Regions from separate parts of the Homo sapiens genome. Here region 1 is linked to region 2. A link is an interaction called in ENCODE POLR2A ChIA-PET data of the cell type or tissue named here. Cell type or tissue: OCI-LY7. All regions are shown on one strand. Region 1 overlaps SPTY2D1 (SPT2 chromatin protein domain containing 1). Region 2 overlaps UEVLD (UEV and lactate/malate dehyrogenase domains).

Evidence for each region. ChIA-PET counts read pairs that join two places held together with the same protein. Peaks named below come from ENCODE experiments on the same cell type or tissue, not always from the same donor. Only the 100,000 strongest peaks of a DNase experiment are listed, where the experiment ranks them.
Region 1: POLR2A ChIA-PET joins it to region 2 with 5 read pairs; 8 of 35 experiments call an interaction of 5 or more read pairs at or near these places.

What each region holds. Positions count from the first base shown.
Region 1 is chr11:18,614,589-18,618,588 of GRCh38, forward strand. SPTY2D1 (SPT2 chromatin protein domain containing 1) reads right to left here. Exons shown (of 6, transcript NM_194285.3): 2 at 2,287-2,401; 3 at 1-1,510. Among named protein-coding and RNA genes, the nearest start is that of MISFA, 17 kb to the left of the region's middle. RefSeq lists an enhancer at 1,025-2,224. In OCI-LY7, no CTCF peak of the experiment used is centred here; no DNase peak of the experiment used is centred here.
Region 2 is chr11:18,530,695-18,534,694 of GRCh38, forward strand. It overlaps UEVLD (UEV and lactate/malate dehyrogenase domains), which reads right to left. Exons shown (of 12, transcript NM_001040697.4): 11 at 3,636-3,759; 12 at 1-1,793. The coding sequence ends at 1,626. Among named protein-coding and RNA genes, the nearest start is that of TSG101, 5.8 kb to the left of the region's middle. In OCI-LY7, no CTCF peak of the experiment used is centred here; no DNase peak of the experiment used is centred here; H3K4me3 peaks cover 966 bases; H3K27ac peaks cover 1,687 bases.

The sequences.
Region 1 (4,000 bases), 84 kb after region 2:
GGAGGCTTCATTCCATTCATCTGTCCATTGCTGGACCGGCTAATGATATTCTTGGAAGAAATTGTTTCGGAGACAACAGTGCACTTAGGCTTTATAGTGGGACCTGAGCTACTAACTGTTTGCCCAGGTCCCAAGCTGCTCACTGGTCTTCCTGGGACTGAATTACTGACAGTCCGTCCAGCTGGAATTGAGCCACTTATGGATCTCCCAGGGCCACTGACAGACCGCCCCGGGGGGCCCAAGCCACTCACTGGTCGTCGAAGTTCATGTGGACTGCTCACAGGCCGGCCAGGGCCACGAGAGCTGCCCAAGGGTCTTGCAGAACTAACTGAACCACTGATGGGTCGCCCAGGGCCACCTGAGCTGCTTGCAGGTTGTCCAGGGCCACATGTACCACTGACTGTCCGCCTAGAGGGATTTGAGTCATTGGTTGGCTTCTTGGACCCACTGATTGATCGCTCAGGTCCTGAGCTGGAGCTGCCATTCTGGCGCCTAGGCACAGGGCCAGAACTAACTGTGGGTCGAGCAACCCCTGTGCTGGGCTGCCCAGGGGCTGAGCTAGAGCTGCTGCCTGGCTGCCTGACACCTGGACTCTTAGCCTTATTGTGTGGGGTGACCATGGGCCCAGGCCTGGAATGGCTAGGATGGGACAGAGATTTTTTGGCTTTGTGCTCAACAGCAGATTTCTGAGTCCTGCTAGCAGAAGTCTTTGGGACACTTGGTGAAGAGGTGCTGGAATGAGGCTTTCCAGCTCCATTAAAAACAGGTTTGTCGTGGCCCTCACGAAGTGAGGGTTGGGAGCTATTGCCAGATCCTGCCTTGATCCTCTCTCCTGGCATGGATTTGGATGAAGACAAAGCGAGGTGTTTCTCATTGGCCATGCTGGGTCTTGATTTCTTCTCAGCATGAGGAAGGGGCATTCCTTTGGAAGAAGGATGCCTGTCTCCAGAACCTTTGCTAAGTTTTGTGCCCACACTTTCTTTCTGAGAGGGTGCCTTTTTGGACACAGTTGGAGGTAGTTTTCCATCTGTCTCAAGTTTTTTTCTCCTATGCTTTCGTTCAAGGAATTCTCGCTCCCTAAGTTCTTCTGCGGTCATAGGTCGCTCTTCTGATTTCTTCACTACCTTGATTTCCACTGGTTCAAACTGCTTTTTCTCAGCCAGCCTGAGTAAATCAGTGAAGTTCATGGGTGGTGGGGCACTTTTAAGGGGGACCTTTGGTTTGCTTTCAACTTTGGGAGGTTCTTGCTCTTCCTCATACTCCTGCTCTGACTCTGCGTGATTGTACTCGAGGAATTCATTCTCTTCTTCCATTTCATACTCTCGGTCGGTTCCTTGGCTGGTATGGCTTTCTGTTGCCTGCCTCTTCTTTGACTTTTCCTCAATAGGAATCCCATTGTAACCATGGAAATTATCCTTTGTCCTCTTGGCCATAGCTCTTGCTTTCTTGTCATGTTTGAGCTCAATTCGCTTTTTCACTAGTTCCTCTTTTCTCCTTTTCTCCTCTAAGGCTAAAAGGGACAAAACAAGAATATGTTATTACTTCGAGATCTCAAGATTGCAGTATGCTCAAGTGAAAACACAACGTTCAGGTTACAGTTTGAAGACATCTAGGAATCAAATGAGGAAGTCATGTGAACAAGTATCAATTGAGTCATCTTTACATAATGAGTGGGAGACATATGGGTTTTTCTATATGACTAAGCAAGTGGGAGACTTGGTTTTCAGCTTTAAATATACAAAATACTTCAAACCAAATACATTACCAAGTTAAGAGAACATTAGTATCCACTTAGTAGTTGTTATTAATTATGATTCAATGAATACTTAAACATATTGAATCAGTTTCTTTGTATTTGCATGAAGTAGAACTATTCGAAATAAAGACTTTAAAACTTATCTCTATTTTAGCCTTTTAGATAGCATTCTGTTAATAAAAATTAAAATACAAAATGGGTAGAAACACTTTCAGAACCAAGATTAAAGAAAGAATGGAGTTCTTACTGGGGACTTACTATGGCCAATTAGAAGACATGGCTACTAACCCCCAAAAAGCTGTTACTTCAAGGGGAGAAAAAAAGAAAACGTTTATACAAATGATCGAGGTAACATATGTAAAGCCATGAATACAGTCAGTTAACCTGGACACACACACACACACACACACACACACACCCTCCCAAATCTGTTGGCCTGTTATGTTTTTATAGACAGCCACTGGTTTAGTACAAGCTAGATGGTGAAGATGGAATACTTTAAAATTGAGAATAAGGCTATAGATACATACCTTTTCGTCTCAGCTCCTCTTCTTTCCTTTTAAGAAAAGCTTGTACAGCTGCTGATTGGACACCTTTAACTTTTGGGTCTTTTTTTGGAGGCCCCACTGCCAAACTATACCTTTTCTAAAAACAAAAACAGTAAAAGTTAGAAGCAATTCAACTTTTAAAATACATTATTAGGTATAAGGCACTGTGCCAGGTAATAAGAGGTATAAATGTTAACTGTGAAACCTATTCTGAATAATTGAGAGATCATATAACCCATAATAAAGCTTAGCTATAAAATTTCAGACTATTTATTACGTATGGTGATTTTGGGGTACAAAGTTTCCATGTAACATCCCAAAATAATGCATAAATGAACAATTCACAGAAACACTGTTTTCAGGCTATTTTCCAAAAAAGAACCTGGACTGGGTAACTAAATGAAATCACCACTTAGAAGAATCGATTATTTGTGTTTTAAAATTCTGATTTAGGCTGGGCTCAGGGTCTCATGCCTGTAATCTCAGCACTTTGGGAGGCGGAGGCGGGCGAATCATGAGATCTGGAGTTCGAGATCAGCCTGGCCAACATGGTGAAACCCCATTCCTACTAAAAACACAAAAAATTAGCTGGGCGTAGTGGCGGGTGCCTGTAATCCCAGCTACTCAGGAGGCTGAGGCAGAAGAATTGCTTGAACCCGGGAGGCAGAGGTTGCAGTGAGCCGAGATTGTGCCACTGCACTGTAGCCCGGGCGACAAAGTAAGACTCCGTCTCAAAAAAAAAAAAAAAAAAAAAAAAATCTGATTTAGGCCAGGTGCGGTGGCTCACGCCTATAATCCCAACACTTTGGGCGGCTGAGGTGGGAGGATTACCTGTGGTCAGGAGTTAGCAACCAGCCTGGCCAACATAGTGAAACTCCGTCTCTACTAAAAATACAAAAATTAGCCGGGCATGGTGGCGCACATCCGTAATCCCAGCTGCTTAGGAGGCTGAGGCAGGAGAATGGCTTGAACCCAGGAGGCAGAGGTTGCAGTGAGCCGAGATTGCGCCACTGCACTCCAGGCTGGACAACAGAGCAAAACTCCGTCTCAATCCATCAATCTATAAGTAAGTAAGTAAGTAAGTAAATGTATAAAATTCTGAGTTTAAAAATAGCCTGCCTTAGAAAGAAGCATTTCAAAGTCCAACTTTTCAAACGAACAGAAAAAACTACTCCTCACAACTATTTTCTCTCCTGACTACTCCAGATGATTTCCTAGTAGAGACTCATAGCTACATGTTTTATTTTGCTTAGAACACGGAAACACTGAGGTTTTACTTTGACCACACACAAAGGCTGGGGCAAACCACAGCAAAAAAGCATTTCAAAAAATCTATGCAATAAAGGCCCAATTCCCAGCAACCTTTAACTGTAGCTCTTATGTTCACTAAATGTTAATTTGCCTCACAACCTCCTTTTTAGACAGGTTCCTATAACACCCAAAAAAAGCTTACATTATCCTGGCACAGATGAAGTCTCTGGACCTCAGTTTTTATATAACTGCATCAAGAAATTACTAAACTCAAGTAATGTTAATTTGAACTATAAAAGGAAAAATATTTCCACTTTATAAGTACCTATTATGAGAGAAATATGACGAACATAGAGCTAAAATAAATTCAGACCAGGGATGATTCACCTCTACGACCATTCCACATTAAATCCAGGAAATAAGATTTTTAAAGTATCCTCCTTTT
Region 2 (4,000 bases):
TGCACATCACCACACCTGGCTAATTTTTAAACTTTTTTTTTTTTTTTTTGAGACGGAGTCTTGCTCTGTCGCCCAGGCTGGAGTGCAGTGGCGCGATCTCTGCTCACTGCAAGCTCCACCTACCGGGTTCACGCCATTCTCTTGCCTCAGCCTTCCGAGTAGCTGGGACTACAGGCACCTGCCACCACGCCTGGCTAACTTTTTGTATTTTTAGTAGAGACAGGGTTTCACCATGTTAGCCAGGATGATCTCAATCTCCTGACCTCGTGATCTGCCCGCCTCAGCCTCCCAAGGTGCTGGGATTACAGGCGTGAGTCACTGCGCCTAGCCCATGTTTGTTTTTTATAAAAGCATGCCCTTACATGAGAATGAAAGTAATCCTTTCATGGTGTACAGGACCCCAGCTTTAGGGTCTTTTGATAACTATTTTGGCTATTAAGCCTTTTCCCCCTTTTAGTGCCTAGAAAAAGTAGAGGTTGTATGGATAAGTGCCCCTTAATAGCCAAGACTTCTTGAGGACTAAACCTCAATTTCCTTTTATAAAATGATGATGGCAATAGTCCCTACCTCAGTGGTCTGTTGTGAGGATTCAGTAAAATAATAAAGTGCTTATCATGCTGCCTGGTATATATGAAGTGTTGATGTTAACTGTTACTATTAGTTGTATGTCACAATAGTAATAATAAGCTATCTTTCACATAAGAAAATATTGCTCTTGATCCATCACCAAAGTGTGTGTACTCTGAACTGTATCATCAGGAGAGGTTAAAGGATTTGCTCAGAACAAATAAAAAACCTCTCCCTATTATGACCAATGTTTTTAATGAAAATCTCATATTTTGGCTTTAAAGTAAGGTGCTTGGCTTTCATTCATAATCTATTTCCACTAAAAATATATATTTGCTTATGGTTCCACTAATATCACAATTAGTTTATGAGATGTTGGAGATCTTGTAATACTCCAGGAAGAGGTTATGGAAAATTTCATAAAGGAAGTCCCACTGGAAATTAAAGTAAACTTTTAATGCATATATTTTAAAAATTCACTTTCCATTTTACTATTTTAAAGTGCATGTAAAATTCTTTTCCATTTTTTGGTAGGTAATTAATTTGAAGAAGGGAAATACAATGCTTTACTATTACTACCAACAGGATTTTACACAAGAAACATTAGTAACTTAAGCTGTGGATCCTGTGAATGTACAACTGACACAGATTTTGTAAATCCATACTGGGCCTGGAACTTATGTTGATTATAAAAGTCAAAGGGTAATTTTCTTTTAAAGATATATTACTTATAAAATATTCCCGAAGTATGAATTGTGCTTTTAGTTTAGGATATATGATTTAAATTGATGCACACTGCAGATGAATGTTTACCCCTGCTGTAGATTTAAAGAACAGCATAGATATCTCAAGAACCCCAAATAAAATTAATTTTTCCCCTCCTTGTATAACTCCTTAAGGATTTACATCACAAAGCTAATCAAGAAACCCTCTACTTTAACCAAGCAGTTTGTAAAAGTAAGTAGCAGGATACAGAAATCCTCAAACCTATATATAGGTAAAATTAAATGACTTTTCCCTTTAGGTAGAAGTCCAGCCTCTCAAATTGCATTTGAGAATCAAAGTTTTAACTGTTGTTGGAGACTGTGGATTGAGGATGCACTGCTTTGGAGTTTCTCAGTAACTGTATCTTCTTTCAGTGTGGTTTTGATAACTTCAGATACTCCATTGGTTCCAAGGATGCAAGGCAAACTTAAAAACACTTCACTATTTATATCATAATATCCCTGAAATGAGAAAAATAGGGATTTAATAGAACTAAATCATTGCAAAGAAGTTAATACAAAAATGCATACTTTCTTGCTTTCTTAACTAGGACAAAGTGATACAAGTTGGACTTAAAAAAATTTTTTTGTTCATTTACTTATTTTATTTTTAGAAGTCCAGACCTCACAATCATTCATTGATTCTATAAACTTGTTATCATTTCAGAAAATTTTTGAGAGATGGAAGCAACTTGGTCAGACACCCACTTTGTAGAGAAGCAAGCTAGCCCCCCCTGCAATATGGGTAGGAGGTTGGGGGCTAAGAAAAAAGATAGTTAAGAATGTATTTCCTGGGGAGGGGCATGGGATGGTCTCTGGGCACAGTCATGACAATAGCTTCTTTAAAAAATAAAACAACTGGTACCATAAGAGTGTGTATTTGTGGGGTACATGTGATATTTCAATATATGCATATAACATGTAATGATCAAATCAGGGTAATGGGGCTATCCATCACCTCAAACATTTATCATTTATTTGTGTTGAAAACATTCCAAATGGTCTCTTCTGGCTATTTTTTCTTTTCTTTTCTTTTCTTTTTTTTTTTTTTGAGATGAGGTCTCTCTATATTGCCCAAGCTGATCTTGAACTCCTAAGCTCAAGTGATCCTCCCACCTTGGCCTCCCAAAGTGCTGGGATTACAGGCATGGGCCACCACACCCAGCTTCTTCTAGCTGTTTTGAAATGTACAATAAATTATTAATAATCACACTCACCCTACTGTGCTGTTGAACACTAGAATTTATTCCTATCTATTTTTGTACCCATTAACCAACTGCTTTTCATTCTATCCCCCAACCGCAGCCTGTGGTAACCAACACTCTACTCTCTACCTCCATGAGATCAACTTTAAAAAAAAAAAAAAAAGCTCCCACGTGAGTGAGAATATGTGATATTTGTCTTTCTGGCACATAAATCTGGGGTGACTTGGCTGGCTGAGATGATAAATGACAGTCAGAAGAAATTTATGGATATATAAACACTATTTGGGGGTTACATGAGTAAGAATATGTGATATTTGTCTTTCTGGCACATAAATCTGGGGTGACTTGGCTGGCTGAGATGATAAATGACAGTAAGAAGAAATTTATGGATATATAAACACTATTTGGGGGTTACCAAAAATCACATGAGGGTGAGAAGGCAACCTGATAGAAGTCCACACTTTTTTTGTTTGTTTGTTTTCGAGACTGAGTCTCGCTGTGTCACCCAGGCTGGAGTTGCAGAGGTGCTCACTGCAACCTCCGCCTCCCGAGTAGCTGGGATTACAGACATACGCCACTATGTCTGGCTAATTTTTGTATTTTTAGTAGAGAGGGGTTTCACCATGTTAGCCAGGCTGGTCTCAAACTCCTAACCTCAAGTGATCCACCTGCCTCGGCCTCCGAGTGCTGGGATTACAGGCGTGAGCCACTGCCCCCAGTCAAAATGTTATCTTTGGAGACAGGGATTCGCTGTGTTGTCCATGCTGGAGTCCAGTGACATGATCATGGCTCACTGCAGCCTCAACCTCCCAGGCTCAAGAGATTTTCCCACCTCAGCCTACTGAGTGGTTGTCACATGCCTGGCAAAGTTTTGTTTTTGTTTTTGTAAAGTTGGGGTCTCACTATGTTGCCCAAGCTGGCAGACTTCTCATAGCTAAGCAGGATAGGGCTTAAACTAAACTGCCTTCTCCTACCTGTTACTCTAAAAGCTGGTGATACTGAAGACACCTGGGGTTAGAGTATGAATAATGATTTTGTTAGTTTTGTATTAATAATATCTAAGTTTAAAATATAATAAGAGAATAAGAATAGCAATTACCTTTGCTAAAGCTGATACAGAATGCACTTTCTTCTTATTGTTTACAATACTGTCAACCATGTCAGCTACTGATAGTCCAACAGACCAGGATCTTTGACCTTTTACTCTTAGCAGTTCCATGGCTCTAGGTTACAAAAATACGTGATCTCAGAAAATGCATAAAATATGCACATTTAGTTTTACATTCTGGCTAAGGTATTAATTAGATGTTTCTATGACAGAAACAAGAGTTATGCAGCAATTGTTAGGGAAGCCTATAGATAATCTAATCTAATGTTTATTTAAACTTTTCCTAAGATGTCAGATAGGCAGTTCAAAGAAAATACAAATGGCCTAATAACATAAAAAATGTTCACTGCCATTGA